Linked DNA regions of Mus musculus: region 1 is linked to region 2. A link is a loop called in an ENCODE intact Hi-C map of the cell type or tissue named here. Cell type or tissue: left cerebral cortex. All regions are shown on one strand. Region 1 has its middle 230 kb from the start of Gm23452. Region 2 has its middle 5.0 kb from the start of Gm22652.

The links. A loop is a pair of places that touch in the nucleus more often than their neighbours do. Peaks named below come from ENCODE experiments on the same cell type or tissue, not always from the same donor. Only the 100,000 strongest peaks of a DNase experiment are listed, where the experiment ranks them.
Region 1: it touches region 2 in a loop (24-fold over the local background); 14 of 42 quality-filtered maps call a loop at or near these places.

What each region holds. Positions count from the first base shown.
Region 1 is chr2:81,212,047-81,214,546 of GRCm38, reverse strand. No RefSeq gene overlaps it. Among named protein-coding and RNA genes, the nearest start is that of Gm23452, 230 kb to the right of the region's middle. In left cerebral cortex, no CTCF peak of the experiment used is centred here; no DNase peak of the experiment used is centred here.
Region 2 is chr2:80,853,999-80,856,498 of GRCm38, reverse strand. No RefSeq gene overlaps it. Among named protein-coding and RNA genes, the nearest start is that of Gm22652, 5.0 kb to the right of the region's middle. In left cerebral cortex, no CTCF peak of the experiment used is centred here; a DNase peak (open chromatin) is centred at 1,127.

The sequences.
Region 1 (2,500 bases), 360 kb before region 2:
TTAAGGAAAAGTAATTGTTGCTTCCTTTTATTTTTGTTGTTAGAGTTGGCATTCTGTTCTTGTGGCTGTCTTCTTTTTGGTTTGTTGAGGGATTACTTTCTTGTTTGTTCTAGGGCTTGATTTCTGTCCTTGTATTGCTTCTTTTCTGTTATTATCCTTTGAAGGGCTGGATTTGTGGAAAGATATTGTGTGAATTTGGTTTTGTCGTGGAATACTTTGGTTTCTCCATCTATGGTAATTGAGAGTTTGGCCGGGTATAGTAGCCTGGGCTGGCATTTGTGTTCTCTTAGTGTCTGTATAACATCTGTCCAGGCTCTTCTGGCTTTCATAGTCTCTGGTGAAAAGTCTGGTGTAATTCTGATAGGCCTTCCTTTATATGTTACTTGATCTTTCTCCCTTACTGCTTTTAATATTCTATCTTTATTTAGTGCATTTGTTGTTCTGATTATTATGTGTCGGGAGGAATTTCTTTTCTGGTCCAGTCTATTTGAAGTTCTGTAGGCTTCTTGTATGATCATGGGCATCTCTTTCTTTATCTTTGGGAAGTTTTCTTCAATTATTTTGTTGAAGATGTTTGCTGGTCCTTTGAGTTGAAAATCTTCATTCTCATCCACTCCTATTATGCATAGGTTTGGTCTTCTCATTGTGTCCTGGATTTCCTGGATGTTTTGAGTTAGGATCCTTTTGCATTTTGTATTTTCTTTGACTGTTGTGTCGATGTTCTCTATGGAATCTTCCGCACCTGAGATTCTCTCTTCCATTTCTTGTATTCTGTTGCTGATGCTCGCATCTATGGTTCCAGATCTCTTTCCTAGGGTTTCTATCTCCAGCGTTGCCTCGCTTTGGGTTTTCTTTACTGTGTCTACTTCCCTTTTTAGTTCTAATATGGTTTTGTTCATTTCCATTACCTGTTTGGATGTGTTTTCCTGTTTTTCTTTAAGGACTTCTACCTGTTTGGCTGTGTTTTCCTGCTTTTCTTTAAGGGTCTGTAACTCTTTAGCAGTGCTCTCCTGTAATTCTTTAAGTGACTTATGAAAGTCCTTCTTGATGTCCTCTATCATCATCATGAAAAATGCTTTTAAATCTGGGTCTAGATTTTCGGTTGTGTTGGGGTGCCCAGGACTAGGTGGGGTGGGAGTGCTGCGTTCTGATGATGGTGAGTGGTCTTGATTTCTGTTAGTAGGATTCTTACGTTTGCATTTCGCCATCTGGTAATCTCTGAAGCTAGCTGTTATAGTTGTCTCTGTTAAGAGCTTGTACTTCAGATGACTCTGTTAGCCTCTATAAGCAGACCTGGGAGGGTAGCACTCTCCTTGGTTTCAGTGGGTAGAGTATTCTCTGCAGGAAAGCTCTCTTCTTGCAGGGAAGGTACCCAGATATCTGATGTTCGAACCGGACTCCTGGCAGAAGTTGTGTTCCACTCACTAGAGGTCTTAGGATCCCGTGGGCAATCCTGTGTGGGCCCTTGCGGGTGTCAGGCGACTCTGCTGGCAAGGAAGCCCGGGGCTCGAGTGGAGCGGAAGGGGCCATTGCCCCGGGTCAGGCCCGGGTAGTCTGCTTCCCTATGTACTGCAGTCTCAGGTTCTGTGCGATTGGATTGTGGCCGGTGCTGTGTTCCACTCACCAGAGGTCTTAGGATCCCGTGGAGAATCCTGTGTGGGCCCTTGAGGGTGTCAGGCAACTCCGCTGGCCAGGAAGCCCCTTCCTCTCTCCTTTCTTCTCCTCTCTTCTCCTCTCTTCTCTCTTCTCCTCTCTTCTCCTCTCTTCTCCTCTCTTCTCCTCTCTTCTCCTCTCTTCTCCTCTCTTCTCTTCTCTCCTCTCCTCTCCTCTCCTCTCCTCTCCTCATCCCTCTCTCTCTCTCTCTGGTTGTATACAAGGAAAAAAAAAGGTTGGTGTGAGATGCCTTCCTTTATTGTTCTCCACACTGTTTCTTTGAGACAGGTCCTCTTACTGCACCTGAATTTCCTGTGCTCAGCAAGGTTAGCTGGCTAGTGAGCTCCAGGGAGCCTCCTGTCTATTTCTCCAACACAGGGGTTAGAGGTGTTTTGTTACTATACCCTTGGATGTTGAGGATCCAAATTCAAGTTCAAGCTTGCCTTCCATACCAGCTGATATGTCTCCAGCCTCAGAAACTTCTTAAAAACTATACTGCCCAAGAAGACTATTGGGCAGTTTGACCCACATGGGGAAAATAAAATTTTGATTCCTGAAGGGGGGTGTCTTGGGCATATATTAGAGAACCAGAGTGTTCAGGAAGGACACAGTGTGCCACTGTGAATGCACAGCTGCTGTCTGAATACTGTAGGGCTCTCTGACATGCCTGCCAAAGCTTCTTGTTTTCCCCTCCATGGAATGTATTTGCTTTGGCTGATGTCAAAGCACAGAGCATTTATCCAGCATCCTGTGAGGGACGCTCACATGTGGCACTGACTTCTCTCTTTCCCCTTATTCGCTTCTTAAGTCCTGACCCTTCACAGAGAAGGAGAAAGGAAAGGAGAAA
Region 2 (2,500 bases):
CTCCTTTCTCCTTTCTCCTTTCTCCTTTCTCCTTTCTCCTTTCTCCTTTCTCCTTTCTCCTTTCTCCTTTCTCCTTTCTCCTTTCTCCTTTCTCCTTTCTCCTTTCTCCTTCTCTGTGAAGGGTCAGGGCTTAAGAAGCAGTAAGGGGAAAGAGAGAAGTCAGTGCCACATGAGAGTGTCCCTCACAGGATGCTGGATAGATGCTCTGTGCTTTGACATCAGCCAAAGCAAATACATTCCATGGAGGGGAAAACAAGAAGCTTTGGCAGGCATGTCAGAGAGTCCTACAGTACTCAGACAGCAGCTGTGCATTCACAGTGGCACACTGTGCCCTTCCTGAACACTCTGGTTCTCTAATATATGCCCAAGACACCCCCCCCCTTTCAGGAATCAAAATTTTATTTTCCCCATGTGGGTCAAACTGCCCAATAGTCTTCTTGGGCAGTATAGTTTTTAAGAAGTTTCTGAGGCTGGAGACATATCAGCTGGTATGGAAGGCAAGCTTGAACTTGAATTTGGATCCTCAACATCCAAGGGTATAGTAACAAAACACCTCTAACCCCTGTGTTGGAGAAATAGACAGGAGGCTCCCTGGAGCTCACTAGCCAGCTAACCTTGCTGAGCACAGGAAATTCAGGTGCAGTAAGAGGACCTGTCTCAAAGAAACAGTGTGGAGAACAATAAAGGAAGGCATCTCACACCAACCTTTTTTTTTCCTTGTATACAACCAGAGAGAGAGAGAGGGATGAGGAGAGGAGAGGAGAGGAGAGGAGAGGAGAGGAGAGGAGAGGAGAGGAGAGGAGAGGAGAGGAGAGGAGAGGAGAAGAGAGGAGAAGAGAAGAGAAGAGAGGAGAACAGAGGAGAAGAGAGGAGAACAGAGGAGAAGAGAGGAGAAGAGAGGAGAACAGAGGAGAAGAGAGGAGAAGAGAGGAGAAGAGAGGAGGCGAGGAGAGGAAAGACTCTGAAAGTCACTATATCTGAGCTTCATGAATCTTCTCTAAATCCTTGCCTTTGCCCGACAGCAGCTATAAATACTTCTATCACAGTCTCAACTAGAGAAGTAGGTCAGAAAGGGGCAGAGCCAGCTCCAGCTCCTATCTTCCAGTGGGTCAGATTTCAGCCCTTGGAATTCCTCACACCCTAGGAACACAGAAAACTCTTCTCTGGGTAGAAGGAAAGGAAAGCGCCTTCTGCCCATGACCTTGGCTGAGGGCATGATTAGAAAAGCACAATCATCCAACACACTGACAGCTTTAACAAAGAAGCCTCTCTCCCGGCTTCTGCAGCCTCACCTTTGTACAGGTGAGATCTTGGTGATGGATTATTGAGAAGAAAATCGATTTTGGGTGTCCCCTTTTCAAGCACCATCCAGGTTACGAAGCACCTCAGTTCAGAAGGAGAGGCCAAAACTAATTTCTCAGCCTTTTGACATCTAAAACTAACAGGATGAAGAAGGCAGGGATATGGTGAACTTGTTCCACCATGGTTCCAGCCTCATTTGCCCAATACTGAACACCACCCCACCCCCATATTCTTCCTGACAACCGACAGCTCTACCACTCCTCCGAGATAGCCTCCCAGCAAGTGGAGACTTGATCCTTTCCTTGTGTTTTGCTCTTGTCCTATCCCCAAATGAGGCTGAGGAAAGGGGGAGGGCGAGGGAGAGCTGTCTATAAAGAAACAAAGAGGGGGAAATGAGCTGTCTGTTAAAGGAATTCTCTCCTCACAGGCTAGAACCACATGAGAAGTCTGTGAAGTGTCAAGTTAATGAGTTGTCCCTCATGTGGATGAAGAATGTCTTAGGGTTACTACTGCTGTGATCAAAACACCAGGACTTGGGGAGGAAAGGGGTTACTTCATTCATAGTCCCATATAACAGTTTATCATCAAAAGCAATAAGGGCAGGAACTCCAGCAGGGCAGGAACCTGGGAGCAGGAGTTAAAGCAGAGACCATGGAAGGGTGTTACCTATTGGCTTCCTCTTTGTGGCTTGCTCAGCCTGTTTTCTTATAGAAGCCAGAACCACCCCTCCAGAGATGCCACTACATACAACAGGCTAACCCCCCCCCCCCCCAGGAATCACTAATTAAGAATCCTGACTCCAGCTTCTGTCAAGTTGACTGAATATTAGCAAGTACAAGGTATCATGGCCAGAGAAGTAAAACAACATGTTGAAGTTCACACAGCAATAGGGTGTATGTGTGCAAAGCCTTTCCAGGATCAAGAAACTGTCTGCTCCAAAGGCAAGTTCTGTTATTCCTTGAAAAGGACTTATCAGAAGATTTAAGTAAGTTCAGAGCTTTGATGCATATGTTGATACTTATGAATATATTTTTTTAATGACTGTCCTGTAGTTTCTTGAATAAATACTGTTTTCATAGAGAATTGTCTTTTTGATGCTGATGAGACAAATCCTGTCTCAAAATTACCATAGTAGCTTGGACATGTCAATCACCTTTGAGGGGAAATGGTAAAAAGAAATGACGCACCATATTCCAAA